3 separate regions of the Homo sapiens genome follow, and all the other regions are linked to region 1. Evidence: read pairs that join two places in POLR2A ChIA-PET (ENCODE). Cell type or tissue: HepG2. All regions are shown on one strand. Region 1 has its middle 71 kb from the start of ADRA2C. Region 2 overlaps LOC124900651 (a long non-coding RNA gene). Region 3 holds the start of ADRA2C (adrenoceptor alpha 2C).

What was found. Peaks named below come from ENCODE experiments on the same cell type or tissue, not always from the same donor. Only the 100,000 strongest peaks of a DNase experiment are listed, where the experiment ranks them.
Region 2: POLR2A ChIA-PET joins it to region 1 with 55 read pairs; 2 of 35 experiments call an interaction of 5 or more read pairs at or near these places.
Region 3: POLR2A ChIA-PET joins it to region 1 with 34 read pairs; 4 of 35 experiments call an interaction of 5 or more read pairs at or near these places.

The regions. Positions count from the first base shown.
Region 1 is chr4:3,835,087-3,840,086 of GRCh38, forward strand. No RefSeq gene overlaps it. Among named protein-coding and RNA genes, the nearest start is that of ADRA2C, 71 kb to the left of the region's middle. RefSeq lists an enhancer at 1,681-2,349. In HepG2, a CTCF peak has its summit at 313 (motif pointing left); DNase peaks (open chromatin) are centred at 265 and 2,005.
Region 2 is chr4:3,782,731-3,787,730 of GRCh38, forward strand. LOC124900651 (a long non-coding RNA gene) reads left to right here. Exons shown (of 2, transcript XR_007057997.1): 2 at 1-433. Among named protein-coding and RNA genes, the nearest start is that of ADRA2C, 19 kb to the left of the region's middle. In HepG2, CTCF peaks have their summits at 1,210, 2,061 and 3,650; DNase peaks (open chromatin) are centred at 388, 2,121 and 3,721.
Region 3 is chr4:3,762,865-3,767,864 of GRCh38, forward strand. It overlaps ADRA2C (adrenoceptor alpha 2C), which reads left to right and starts at 3,521. Exons shown (of 1, transcript NM_000683.4): 1 at 3,521-5,000. The coding sequence starts at 3,743. In HepG2, CTCF peaks have their summits at 2,863 (motif pointing right), 3,166 (motif pointing right) and 3,549; a DNase peak (open chromatin) is centred at 2,817; H3K4me3 peaks cover 1,457 bases.

The DNA of each region.
Region 1 (5,000 bases):
AGAGAGGGAGAGTAGGGGAGAGAGGAAGGAGGGGAGAAAGGAAGGAGGGGAGAGAGGAAGCGGGGAGAGACAGAGGGAGACAGCTGGCTATAGCTGCACCAGAGACCACCCGACCCTCGGCCCAGCCTTCCCCTTTCCGGTGACAGGTGTCTGTGTGAAGTTCCAGGAGCCGCCTCCCTGTGTCCCTTTGTATCTAAACAAGGACTTACCAGGATGAGGTGGAGGTGACAGGGCGCTGTAGTGCTTCCGAATGGACAGGGTGTGGAGTCAGGGTGTGTAGTCAGCAAAACACAAAAGTCACAGACATTTGCCCCTGAACTAGCGCCAGGGTGCCCCCATGAGGCCCCAGACACAAGCATCTGAGGATGGCACCTGCAGCCCGAGACCTGCCTGGGGAGCAGCAGGCGGCCCTAGAGTGGGAGACTGTCAAAACCAGAGGGACAAAGCAAGAAGTGGGCCTCCTGGGCCTCCTGGGGACCGGACTGGCCAGAGCCTGGCTGGCAGGCTCCACACCTGGAGGGGACCTGGCCCCACCAGGAGCCACCAGGCCAGACACTATCACATCTACCTGTCCACCGACTTTCCTGGTGGGACCGTGCAGGAACAGGGATCTCACAGCCAGGGACACTGAGCAAGACCCCAACTTATCCCAAACCTGCAGCTTCCAACACTCTCAGAAGAGACGTTACACCAAACACAGGCTGAGCTGGAAGACACCTGCTACAGAGACTCATCTCCTGTCACTCTGCTGGCACCGCAGCAGTAGTTATGGGGGTGCCAGCTCCAAATCAGCCTCCAGATCAAACCCAGCTCTGTGGCCTTGGGCCTTGGGCCTTGGGCAGCTCAGCCTCTCTGCGCCTTGTTTTTTCACATGCAAAAGGAGGCGATAATCACTGAGAACAGCAGTGTCTGCCCGCTGCACCTGTTGGGGTTCTGAGTACCCCCGTGTGCATGCTGCCTGTTTAACCCTCACCACTACCCTCCAAGGAAGTCGCTGTTGCTGTTCCCCTTTCCAGACGAGGAAACCACGGTTCGGAATGGCTCCGTACCTCCCTCCTATGCTGCTGTGAGACTTGAAAGAACATTGCAACGTGCAGAGCCCGGCTCCCAGCGGGCCCACAGCTGCTGCTGCTGTTTTCACAATGGCCCGGTATGGCCTCAGGGTGAGAAGAGCCTGGCCGTTTTGGAGGAGGGAGTGCAGGCAGGCAGGGCCACTCACCCTCGTCCAGGCTGCCTAGCATGGAACTGGCCTGGAAATGGGGGCTTGGGACTCCCACCCTGGGTGCCCCCAGCCCTCCAGGTGACCCGACAGCGGTGGGCACTGCCCTGAGGGCATCTCCTGGGCAGCACCGTTTCCCCCAACCTCCCTGAGCCCCTTGCTGCTGAGCGACAGCCGCCTCCCCACGGCTCCAGCACGCTTTGCTTTGATGGTGTTGCCTTAAAAATAACCAGGCTTTGACATCTGGAAGCAGGCAGCTGATGAGTCCCCTCTTCTGGGCGTTCTTATTTTAAGAGCATATTAATGTCTACGCCCCCATCTCAGCTCTAACTTTGCTGAGCTCTAACTTTCTCTCCATTTTCACCAGCCTGTGTCAGTGAGTGGGTTCCAGCCCTCCCACCACCACACGTGCCCCATCCCGGGCCACTGACCCCGCCCACCTCATAACCCCACCCCTGCGGTATAGCTTTGATCCCTGCTGACCACGCCCACCTCTTAACCCCACCTCCCACAGTTTTGCTTTGATCCCCATTGACCCCGCCCCCTCCCAGGCTCCGCCTCCTGAGGTGTTGCTTTGATCCCTGCTGACCACGCCCCCTCCCAGGCTCTGCCTCCTGATGTTGCCTTGATCCCTGCTGACCATGCTCCCTCCCGCAGTGTTGCTTTGATCTCTGCTGACCACGCCTCCCCCCAGGCTCTGCCTCCTGTGGTGTTGCTTTGAACCCTGCTGACCATGCCCCCTACCAAGCTCCATCTCCCCAGGTGTTGCTTTGATCCCTACTGACCATGCCCCCTCCCACAGTGTTGCTTTGATCTCTGCTGGCCACACTCCCCCAGGCCCTGCCACAGTGTTGCTTTGATCCCTGCTGATCCCACCCACCTCGTGGCCCTTCCGGGGTGGTGCCCCTCTGTTCTGCATTCCTGTGACTCGCCCCCATTGTAACCATGGCCCAGCGTTACTTGCATCACCCTTTCTGTGGCACCTCCCATTACGCCTAGTGCCCATCCCAGACCTCAGCACAATGCCTCCTCCACCACTATATCCAGGCTCCACCAGGGAAGGCCCATGTGGTCCTCTTGGTTCTACAGTCTTGAGGGGGCATGGATAAGGATGGAGAGGCAGGCCTTCCCAGCATGGGGACAGGGCTCCAGTCAGTGACAGATCAGTTACCCGGAACTTTTTAGTGACCAAAGGAGGAAGTGTGGTCAAGGACAGTGCCTGTGGGCCCAAACTCCCACCCAGGATGGGGAAAGACGTGAGGTAGTGTCCCCCACATTAAGCCTGGGGTTGGAAGGGGCACGGGGCAGCACGCACCCCCCACATTAAGCCCAGAGTAGGGAGGGGCATGGGGCAGCATCCCCCACATTAAGCCTGCGGTAGGTAGGGGCACGAGGCAACATCCCTGACATTAATGGCTAGAGAGGCCTGGGCTCATGACTGGGCCCTGGAGTCGGGTGCCTGGGGTCAGCTGCTGGCTCAGGACAAGTTACCAAGCCACCAGCCACCCTCCTTATCTATAAAACAGGGGCCACCATGCTGCTTCCCTCTCCAGCATGTGCAGTTCATCGTTGTCACGACACTCACCTCCTTCCTTGGGAGGGGAGTATACATTTTCTTTCCTGTGAAACATATGCGAGGCTATGTGGGCTTCCTGGAGATGAAGTGCCGGATCAGAGGGGCTGGATGTTGTCATAGTCTAGGTTCCCTTGAGAACAGAACCTGGTGTGTCAGCTTCCTACTATGTAACAAGCCACCATGAATGAAGTGGCTCAGAACCACACACACTCACTGCCTCCCTGTTTTACCAGGTTCTCTGCATAGGGGTCTCCCCAGGCTGCAGACAGGTGCTGGCCAGGCTGCATTTTCATCAGAGGCTCAACTGGGGAAGAATCAGCTTCCCAACTTCTCAGGTTGTTGCAGAATCTGCTCCTCACAGCTGTAAGTCTGGAGGTTCCAGCTGCTCGTTGGCTCCTGGAGGCCTCCTGCAGTTGCTGTCACTGGACCTCCCTAGCAAGGCCATGGAGGCTGTCAAGCCAGAGAGGAGGGTCCCTATGGCATGTGATAGACAGATGGCATCTCATGGGATGGCACGTGGCCATGGATACTGCCATCTGCTTTGCCATCCTCTATCAGTGGTGAGCTGCAGGTCTCACCCACACTCATGGGTACGGACAGCAGGAGACAGGGTCATGGGAGCCACCCTAAGTCTGCCTCCTATGCCAAGGCCACATTTCCCTGCCAGAGCTTTAGGTGAGTGCAGTCCCAAGGCAGCAAGAGTGAGGGACAGAGGGAAGAGGGGACAGAAAGCAAGTGAAGGGGCAGGTTGACAAGCTGGTCTGGCTCTCTGCCTGGTCATGCAGGACTTCTTGGCTAGTCCATGAGGGAGGAGGGCAAAGAACCCCTTGTCTTCTGCCTCCTGTTGCACAAAGTTCATCTGAGGGGGATGGGGGTAAGTCCCTGCACCGTGAGGTTGTACCGCCAGCCTCTCACACAGCTGCAGTTTCCATGTCTGCTGTGGCAGAGAGCCTCCCTGGGTCCCACTGGCCAGGCAATAGTGTGGAGTTCACAGTTTCCCCCTCGCAGGTTCAGGGGTCCAGGCATGTCCTGGGTGCACCTGGCAGCCAGCAGTATCCAAGGGTGAGTTCATGGCTGTGCCTGATACAAGTGTCATCAATTTCAGTTCCTCACACCATAGATGTCCCCTCCTCATGACTGCAGGTGGTGCCTTGCCAGGGCCTCTAGGAGGGCAGCCTACATGGCCACCACCACACCAGCCCAGCCACCTCCCTTGTTCTGGGGAGGGTTCCTTGTGCAGCACCTCTCATGTCAGGGCCACAGGGCAGCGTGGAGTCCCTGTTAGCTCAGCACCAAGTGAGGGCCTGCTTGTGGTGAGGCCTAGTTCCTGCCTGTTAACAAGGAGAGGCAGGAAAAAGTGTCCTGGGAGTCCTTGCCCTAAGATGATCCACGCTCTGGGTTGAGTTCAGGTGGTGCCTGGGGAGGTGACTAAACAGAAGAGCCCAGCAGGCAGAGCAAATGGGAGTCTTGGGCCTGGGCAAAGGTCAGGGCTAGAAATGAAGATAGGGCAGTTAGGGGAGCCAGGGGTGGTGGTGAGTCCCCAGGGGAGAATGGGCACTGTGAGAGGAGATGAGAGCCCAGGGAGAGATACCTGTGTGAGAGACAGGAGGAAGAAGAGGCAGAGAGAAGGGTGGAGAGAGACCAATGGACCTGTGGCCAAGGGAAGTGAGACCCTGAAGGTGGTGCTCGCCCCTGGCCAGGGAAGAGGATCTGAGAAGGGACTGATGTTGGCCCATCTCTTGGGGCAAGTGGAGTGGACATTTGCCCTTTCTCTTAGGAAAGTCACATAGTTTTTTATATTTATTGTAGAGTCTCAACCTCCATGTGCCTCTTGGCAGGAGGAAGGGCCTGTCTCCATCAGAGTAGATAAACCAGGTAGCCTCCATCCTGAGACTTCAAATCGGGAGCAAGAAATATGGATAGGGTAGGGTGGCAGGGAGAAGGAGCTATGAATTCTGACAGCATTAGCAGTTACAAAAACACTGAATTCCTTAGAAGGGGCAGTGACATTAATGGTGGTGGCCATAGCAGCAAGATGCAGGCCCAGAGCTGTAGCTGCCACATCCAATGCCCTCCAGAACATCTCTGCAGTGCAAGATTGAGTATTATTCCCAGCTGCTCAGGTCTGAACCCAGCTTCCCCTTCTGGAAAATCTTTGGATGACTCAAGAGTCATCATCATAATTCCTCTTCCGTTTAGAATCCA
Region 2 (5,000 bases), 52 kb before region 1:
CTCTGAGCAATGGGCACAATTTCAGACCCAGCGTCCTGGCGGTGCCATAAAACTGCAGCAGCGAAGCTCACTGGAGTCATTTTCTCCTGTGCTGCTGACACGGAGAGGAAAAATCCCCAAATAAAGCTCTTCCCACAGCCACAGCCACGAAAACATTGTCCCCTGCAACTGTGCTCGCTACTCAAACATGATTTCTCCTCCTCAGGGGGAAAAACCTCCCAGCAATTCTCATTGCAAGATGGTAAACCTGTCGCCCTAATGAACAGCTTTCATTTAGAACCCAGCGAGAAGGGGCGCACCGGGAGACGGCAGCTTTGTTGACTGCGATGTTTCCAAATCACTTGCTCAACCTGCAGCGTTCCCATGGAGCTTGGAGCGCCCAGCATAGGGCTTTATTGTTGTTTTGAGGCAAGAAAGAAGTTTTCAGAAGCCATACTTTGTGCTGATTCATGTTTCACCCTTGTGCCTACAAAGTCTCCCTCAAATGGGTATCCTGGTCCTCTTGCATGCCTCTGATGATGGGATGCTCACTACTTCCCAGTGCAGCCCCCCTTCATTGCAGGGGCTCATCACCAAGACTGCAGGGGAGGAGACTCAGAGCTCCCGTCTGTCCTGCTGTCTCCACCTATGAGTGTTTACTGAGCACCTGCTACATGCCAGGCCCTGTGCCAGGGCTGGGAGGGAGGAAGGGGCTTGCGGAGGGGCTGCCCTTTCAGGGGATGGAGCTCAGGGCTGGCTTGGCTGTGACAAGACCATGATGCAGGTTTGACACTCCTAAAGGAGAAAGGAATTGGGTGGGAGGAGCCTCAGTCACAGGTGGCAGCTGAGACAAAGGCCACCCATGCAGGGAGCTGGGACCAAGCTGGGACCCCCTGGGAAAAGCAGCCCTGGGGTGAGCCCCTCAGCCTCCAGCTTCCTCCGCACAGGTCCCCACGGCAGCCACAGTGAGGGTCCTCTGTCCTCCGTGGGGAGGGCCACGTACCCGGCATGATGGCAGCAGCTGGTGGTGCATGTCTAATATATGGCAGCTCAAGGGGATCAGCCTCTCAGCGGCCCCAGAGCAGCGCTCGGCGAGGGTGGGGACTGAAGCACCCCCATTTTATAGGAGAGGAGCAAGGCTTGGGGGTCGAGGGGACCTGTCCAGGTAGGATGTGAACACTGCTGCTTCACTAGCCTGTAAGACGCCCACGCACAGTCTGCAGCGCCTCCCAGCCCTGGGCGGTGAGAATCGGAACAACCCGAGCAAGCACAGCCCCGGGGCGGGGGTGAAGAGGGACCCCACCCAGCTGGCCCAAGGCAATGCCTCCTTACACCCGCCTAGAATAGGATCCTAAGCCTAGAATACACTGCGGGTGCAGCCTGCCCGCTGCATGAAGGATGGGCCCTGGCTTCCTAAGGCACGGACCTGGAGCACTTGATCCCGTGATGGATCAGGGGCTCCCGGACAGCTGCCCTGGGCTGACGGTTCCCGGGGTGGACAGCATCAGCCGGGGCTGGGCACACAAGGGGGAATTCAGTCCAGGAGGTTGGAGCGATGCGTGAGTGAAGAATGAATGAGTGAGGGAATGAATGATAGTTCAGGCGGTGGCCAGCAGTGCACCAGCTTCCCTCAGAGCTCCCTGCGCCCGGCCTGCCCATGCCCTCGCCTTCCTTTTCTCGTCTCTGCCTCTCCCACCCTTGTCACAGGCTGTCCCCTTCTCAGAGGCACTCGGAGTGCCCCTGAGTCTCCTCTCATTCCAGGAGGCTGAGCTGGACTCCCCGGAGCCTTGGGGTGGGGAGGGGCTTGGTGGGGGAGCTGGGGGCGGGGCCAGCCTTCCTTCTGGCTTGGATGCGCCCTTCCCAGTGACTCCATCACCTCATCAGCAAAGCCAGGGAGGCAGTGACACAGGTGCTGCTCCATGCGTGTGGGGGCTTGTCTCATCAGCTGGCACAGGCATGTGAGGACACGCAATAGGACAGGCCGGTCGGGTGAGGTGGGGTGAGTCTGGGACAGGCGATGGGGGCCCCTCGGGGCCTGAATGTTGGCCGACGGGCCCCTGGGACAGGTGCAGGGGGCAGTGCATCCTCTCCCCGCTCCCCAGTGCAGCCACAGAAACAGCAATAAAAGCCTTTTTGTTGCCTTTCCAGCCCAGACAAAATCAATAAATTCTGGAAACATGAGAACAGCTGACCTTTGAGATTTCTAGCAAACCTTCAAAGAGGAAATGTGGTTCGGGCTCCGGCTCAGAGCTCAGCACCAAGTCCAAGGCGCTGGGAACCTCCGCATAGGCCCAACTTGGGTCCTGCACTGTCACAGGGGTGAGACCCCAATCCTGCACGTGCTTCTCAGGCAGGCCTCACTCATGTGGATTCCAGAAAGTTCCGTGGATGGAACCTGCTCTTTCTGTGGTGAACGCCAGTATTGCTTTAGCTGTGTCTCAGCTGTTCCTTCTCCTCTAGAGAGTTCTCCAGCAGCTGCGAATTTGGAGCATGATCGGCTGGGGCGAGGACAGCACCACTTTGCAGATGGGGAAACTGAGGCCCTGAGTAGGCGGGATTTGGGGTTGATGCCAAGCTGCTTGGGCCTGATTCTCGGTTCACTGGGATTCACCCACCTGGGCCTTGGTGCAATTTCCAGAGGTTTGGTGGGGGAGCCGGGGGCGGGGCCAGCCCTGCTTCTGTCTTGGATATGAGCACCCCGGCAACTCTGTGGTCTCATCAGCAAAGCCAGGGAGGCAGCGACACTTGCGGGTCCCACTCGATGAGTGTGGGGTCCTGTCTCATCAGCCTGAGCAGGCATGTGAGGACCACTCCCCCAGCAGTAACCCAGGTCGCTGCAAGTGGCTATGGCATTCACTTTTGCCCAGGTGCCCAATTCAGTTATTTATTTATTTAGAGACAGGGTCTGTTTTTTTTGCCCAGGCTGGGGTGCAGTGGTACTATCAGGATTCACTGCAGCCTCAACCTTCCAGGCTCAAGCGACCCTCCTCCTACCTCAGCCTCCTGAGTAGCTGGGACCGTAGGCATGTGCAACCATGCGGGCTAATTTTTATATTTTTTTGGTAGAGATAGGGTTGCACCATGTTGCCCAGGCTGGTCTCCAGCCTCTGGGCTCCTGGAATCCTCCTGCTTCGGCCTCCCAAAGTACTGGGATGACAGTGCTGGGATTACAGGCATGAGCCATGCACCTGGCCATAATGTGGTTATGGATTGAGCTCCCACAAAGCGATGGTCATGCTCAGGGCTGAGGAGGGGCAGCCAGGGCCAGCCATGATCCCTGTGCTCTATGAATAGGACTCTATGGAGGGTGGGATGGAAGGGAAAGGGAAAAGACAGAGATGGAGACTGCCCCCCAACCCCAGGCTAATGACCGGACTCCTGCAGGAGGGGGTGGACTTGGGAGAAAGGCGAGGAGGCTTCTTGAGCTTTGAGTGTGAAGCTCGGAGAGAAGTCCAGCCCAGAGAGAATTTTGGGAGCCCTGAGCACAGATGGGGCCTCCTGCAGGTTGGTGTCATCTGCAGTGCCGAGAAATGCAATGCTGCTGTTCAGGCAGCCGCTCCCTTCCCCGGGAGAAGCAGAGGCCACGCAGACCCAGGCTGGCAGCCCAGGGCCACAAAGAGGGCTGGCGACGTGCTGGGCACAGAGCTGAGTGGCCACCTGCTGGTGCTGCCTGGACAGCCTTCTGCATTTTCACTGTGCCAGGCCTGGCTGCAGCCAAGGCTGCCAGCCAATCAGTGCTGGGGGCAAAGGTTCAGCTCTTCCATCTCACAACCACTCCCTGGCCTGTTTCCATCGCTGCAGTGCTGTGTGCCAGGTCCCTCCTGGAAAGTGGGTTTCTGAACATCCAAGCAGAGAGAGAAAGAGGAGGGTAGGCGGGGCTCCACAAGTAGGGCCCAAGCCTTTTTTGCACCATCCCTGCAGAGTGGGAGAGAGCTGCCTGCCCTCAGGAGAGAGCCCCAGGGAGGGAAGGAGCCTCCTGCAGCCTTGACCAAGCAAGCTGAGATGCCTGGAGGCCCAGCTGGCCTCCTCCCACCTGGAGCACATACGCACTGGAAGCAGCCTCCCCACAAACTCGCGGGAAATTGGGGGCTGGACCCAGAGGCAGGGGACCAGGCCAGCTTCACCCCAGGCCACTTTCTGCCTGGCTACACGCAAACCGATTGATGCTCAAGAGCAGCAAAAACCTCGTGTCTTTACCAACCAGCTTTTGCATGTTTTAATTAATGATGAACTTTATGTCTTAAGAAGGTTTAGGTTTACAGAAAAAGGAAAAAAAATGAGAAAATCATAGAGAGGGTTCCTATGTGCCCCCGTTTCCCTCATGTCGAGCATCTGGTACTGAGGAGGTACCAGCTGATGAGCCGATACTGATGTGGCGTCATTAACCGAAGCCCACAGTTCACATTAGGGTTGATTTTGGTGTTGGATATTCTCTGGGTCTGGACACATATATAGTAGCATGCATCCACTATTATAATACCGTGCAGAGCAGTGACACTGCCCTAAACATCACTGTCCCCCGTGGGGCTCTGCTGACTCACCCCTCCCTCCCCCTCCCCTCTGGCAACCGCTGATCTTTTTACCATAGTGCTACCGAAGTCTCCACAGTGCTGCCTTTTCCAGAATGTCCCCTAGTTGGAATCCTGCAGTGTGGCCTCTTCAGACTTGCTCTTTTCACTTAGCAACATACGTTTAGGGCTCCTCGTGTGTCTTCATGGCTTGAAAGCGCATGAATAATGTTCGATTATCGGGATGTAGCACAGTTTGTTTATCCACTCACATGCTGAAGGACATCGTGGTTGCTTCCAAGTTTTGACAATCACTAATAAAGCTGCTATAAAGCTGAGTGCAGCTTTCTGTGCAGACACAAGCTTTTAACTCTTCTTCAGTTTTGCCTCATCAAGACTTCCCTTGTGGTCCTGGAGACTTGAAGATGAAAGAGGCCTCGGGGGCAGTCCCTGAAGGCCGCGCCCTGGGGCAGGGCGGACACAGCCCTGGACAATGGGCCTGCTGTCTGGGGA
Region 3 (5,000 bases), 72 kb before region 1:
GGCTCAAGGAGCCAAACTCCCCTCCACCCGAGCTGAGGCTGCTCACGAAGCCTAGAGCGCGGCATCCCAGGCAGGCACCCAGCTCTCTCCGGCACAGCAGCCAGGGCCCAATGTCCCATGGCTGTATGGCCCTGCTGGACCAACCCTGTCCTCCTAGGCCCCACGCATCATGGGTGAGATACAGGCAGGTTCGCCTCTGCAGCTCCAGGACGTGCCACTTCTAGGTTCTCAGTTCTAGGAAACACCTGTAGGTTTCCCCTCTGAAATATGCCCACTTCTGCCATGTACTCCCCTGCACACGTACACACAGACAGCCCCCACAACCCCCGCCAGTGCAGCCTGACTCCCCCAGCACCCTCCTTCCTCGCCCCTCCTGGTCGTGCCAGCTCGCGTCGTGCCTCGTCAGGACAGGAAGTCTTGCTGGGTACGTGCTGTTCTGCTTGTTACGGACAATCCGGAGCAGTTCCTCAAGCCTAATTTCAAGGTCTGGGGGAAGAGTCCTCTCCAGCTTCCTTGCAAACAGCTGCGGTCCCGGGCCCTCCCACCACAGGCAGGCCTGCGTGCAATGCAACCCCTATGCATGGCCCAGGGCTTCGCTCCTCCTAATGACTCCAGGCCCCAGCTTTTTGCCCTTGGCTCCATCCAGGCCCTGGAGTGGACCCTTCTGACCCCTCCCTGGTCATGCCAGGAGGTGTTGCCAGCAGCATGTCAGCCTGTTGGCTGCCATCCCCAAGGGCCTGGGCCGCTCACTGGCCAGGCACTCCAGATGCCCTCAGCCTGGCCTGTGAGTGGCCCCTGCCTTCAGCCCTCCTGGGCAGTGGGAGGCTCATCTGGCTCAGGGCCCCAGGTGCTCCGTGTCCTTTTCCCTCCAAATTCCCGTGCCTGGGCTGCCATCTCTTGGGAACATAGGAGCCAGGATCCTAGATAGATCCCCATGCCCCTGCGCATCCCCCAAAGCACTTCTCAAAAAGAGAGCCCTTCAGGATGGGGGTGGGAGGCACGCTGATGCCGAGGGAGAGAGACCTTCTCCAAAGCCTGCATCTGGCCCCTGCCACTGCTCTTTCCTAGTCCTCCTGTCTCCCCACGCCCCCAGTACAAAGCCCACTCCCACTGGAAGAAGGACAGCCTACAGAGGCCTCCCCCTTCCTCATAACACCTCCTCACTCTCTAAGCACAGTTTGGTCACCTCCTCCAGGAAGGCTTCCTTGACAACCCCGCTCCCAGGCTGGGGGAGGAGCCCCAGGGCACTGATGGTTGTCAGCGCATTCACCTCAGTGGGTGGCCCCATCCACCCACAGATGGTGAGCACCTCAACTGAGGCCAGGCCCCCCTCACTCTCTGCCATCGCAGAGGGCTCAATAGAGACAAGGGCTCCAGCGGGCCGACCATGAAGGAAGCAGGTGTGTGTGGGCTTCCCTGAAAAATGCACCTCCAGGTGCCCTGGACAGGTGGCACCTTTTAGGCAACCAGAACCAGGAGGGCCTTTAGTAAGGATGGTGACCCTCCACCATCCCCAGGTCACACACCTCCCACAGGACAGCCATGGCCTGTTGCCTCCCCGAAGGGCATATGTGCCCTAGACTAGCACAGGACTGGCACAGAAGGCTTTGGCTCCAACGTGCGCCCCTGCTTGGCAGGCCCATCATCTGAAATATTTGCTTTCTGCCGGGCCCTGGCTCGGCCTCCACACCCCCAATGCAGGCCCTGCTGGTGACAAACATGGTGAAGAACGAAGCCGTAGCTCCTGGCAGTGTCTCTGCGGAGACAGACATGCTCCCCAGTAGGGCTGAGCAGCAGAGAACACGACAGGCTCTGAGGCTAAAGCTGGCGCCCTTCAGGAGCTCAGAGAGAAGCTGCCCCAGGCCACGGGCATGGATAGGCATCCCGGGGGTAGGGCAGTCACTCCAGCCGCTCTTCATGATGACCTCCCGGGCACTCAGAAGCGCCCCTTCCCCGCCGGTTCTAGCCACAGGATGGACAGACCTTCCCTCCCTCTCTCCTGCGGGCCCATGCAGGGAGAGGCCAGCCAGCTGGGGTTCGTTTCTGGACGTTTGGGAGAAGGGTCGTCCCTTCGGTCCTAGCAGAGAAACGTCAGGCCTGAGAACTCCAGCTCTCCTCCTGGATCACCTCGTCCCTGGAAGTCCCTCTCCCACAGACCCCAGGCTGCCTGGAGGCAGAAGCCAGCACCCAACATGGGCCACAGAGTGGCAGTGCACGTGGCAGTGCACATCTGCAGAATGGAGGTGCGCGGACGGGGGCGAGGGTGCACGGGGGCTACCTCAACGGCCGCTCTCCCCTGAGCCCACCCTTGCAAAAAGCTCCATCATCCAGGCAGCTCCGTTCTGGGTGTTTGTCAGAGGTGGTGACTTTGAACACCTCTCCATCCTTTAAAAGCAGGGCCTGAGAGCCTAAGGATTAAACTTCAATCACTGCTAACATGGGTGCAGAGCTTGGGAGCTTGCCCAGGGCTTCCACAGACACCGCCGTTAGTTATGATTCATGCTCCAGCAGCGCTGGGAAGTGGGCCGAGGGAACTGAGGCCGGGGTGGGTGCGGAGGTGGCTCTGACGGGGAGCGCCGATCCAGGATCTGGTCCGGACCCTGAGCTCGGCAGGACCTGTGCGCACGCAGGTAGCGTCGCGTCCTCCCCCAGGCTGCGAGAGGTTGCTCTGCCATCAGGCCATGGACCCCGAGCCGCCCGTGCTGCGCGCGCGCGTGTGCGCGCCCCCGCCTGCGCCCATGCCTGCGCCGGGGGAGGCGAAGGAGGCTCCAGTCTTAGAAAGAGCAGCTTCTGGAACTCACCACCCAGGCCGGCCGCCGCTCGGCCCCGTCCCGCAGGCTGCAGGCGGCCCTGGAGGGGGCGCCCTCGCCGAGCGCGCGCCCCGCGCCGCCGCCCCGGACTCCTCCCCGGCGCCGCGCGGGCAGGTTCGACCAGGCGGCCGCGGGCTCCGGTTCCCGGCCAGCTCCCCAGGGCCCGCGGCCCGCCCCGCCCCGCGCGCCCGCCCCGCTGCGCAACTCGACCCAAGTTGGAAGCCGATCGCAGGCGGCCGCACTCGCGCCCAGCGCAGGGCGGCGGCGGCGGCGGCGGCGCAGCTCCGGCGAGCGAGGCGGCGGCCGCACGGCCAAGCGTGGACCGCGGGGGGCGCCCGCGCCCGGGAGCAGCCGGAGGACTCGCGGCGGCGCCGGCGCCCCGCCCGGGAAAGTAAAGTTGGAGACGGAGGGAGCGCGCGGGCGCGGGGGCCCGGAGGAGCGGCGGCCGGCGCCCCGGCGCGCCGAGCCCTAGCCGGCCGGATGGGAGGCGGAGCGCCCGGGCCGCCGCCGCCTGTCGCCTGCGCCCCGGCTGGGCTCCGGGACCGCGGGGCCGCTCAGGCACGCCCGCTCGGGCGCCGCGTCGCCGTGGGCTCGACGCCGGGGCGCTCCCCGTGAGCCGGGCCGAGGGCGGGGCCGCGCGAGGACCCCGGGACCTGCCCCCCTCCCCCCGCAGCCGCGTCGCCGCTCGCTCCGGGCGCCTCCTGCTCTGCACTTACACGCTCGGCAGCTGCGGGGAGCCCGGCAGCCACGCTCTCCGGCGCGCCGCCCGCGGAGCCACCACGGCCGAGGGCCGGCTGCTGGGCGCCGCGGTCCCCGGCGGGCGCGCCCGAGCAGCAGGCGGCGATGCGGGCGCCGACCCCGGCTGGGGGGCGCCCGAGCTGCCGCGGCTGCGCCCCGGCTCCAGGAGGGACGGCGTAGCTCGCGGGAGGACCATGGCGTCCCCGGCGCTGGCGGCGGCGCTGGCGGTGGCGGCAGCGGCGGGCCCCAATGCGAGCGGCGCGGGCGAGAGGGGCAGCGGCGGGGTTGCCAATGCCTCGGGGGCTTCCTGGGGGCCGCCGCGCGGCCAGTACTCGGCGGGCGCGGTGGCAGGGCTGGCTGCCGTGGTGGGCTTCCTCATCGTCTTCACCGTGGTGGGCAACGTGCTGGTGGTGATCGCCGTGCTGACCAGCCGGGCGCTGCGCGCGCCACAGAACCTCTTCCTGGTGTCGCTGGCCTCGGCCGACATCCTGGTGGCCACGCTGGTCATGCCCTTCTCGTTGGCCAACGAGCTCATGGCCTACTGGTACTTCGGGCAGGTGTGGTGCGGCGTGTACCTGGCGCTCGATGTGCTGTTTTGCACCTCGTCGATCGTGCATCTGTGTGCCATCAGCCTGGACCGCTACTGGTCGGTGACGCAGGCCGTCGAGTACAACCTGAAGCGCACACCACGCCGCGTCAAGGCCACCATCGTGGCCGTGTGGCTCATCTCGGCCGTCATCTCCTTCCCGCCGCTGGTCTCGCTCTACCGCCAGCCCGACGGCGCCGCCTACCCGCAGTGCGGCCTCAACGACGAGACCTGGTACATCCTGTCCTCCTGCATCGGCTCCTTCTTCGCGCCCTGCCTCATCATGGGCCTGGTCTACGCGCGCATCTACCGAGTGGCCAAGCTGCGCACGCGCACGCTCAGCGAGAAGCGCGCCCCCGTGGGCCCCGACGGTGCGTCCCCGACTACCGAAAACGGGCTGGGCGCGGCGGCAGGCGCAGGCGAGAACGGGCACTGCGCGCCCCCGCCCGCCGACGTGGAGCCGGACGAGAGCAGCGCAGCGGCCGAGAGGCGGCGGCGCCGGGGCGCGTTGCGGCGGGGCGGGCGGCGGCGAGCGGGCGCGGAGGGGGGCGCGGGCGGTGCGGACGGGCAGGGGGCGGGGCCGGGGGCGGCTGAGTCGGGGGCGCTGACCGCCTCCAGGTCCCCGGGGCCCGGTGGCCGCCTGTCGCGCGCCAGCTCGCGCTCCGTCGAGTTCTTCCTGTCGCGCCGGCGCCGGGCGCGCAGCAGCGTGTGCCGCCGCAAGGTGGCCCAGGCGCGCGAGAAGCGCTTCACCTTTGTGCTGGCTGTGGTCATGGGCGTGTTCGTGCTCTGCTGGTTCCCCTTCTTCTTCAGCTACAGCCTGTACGGCATCTGCCGCGAGGCCTGCCAGGTGCCCGGCCCGCTCTTCA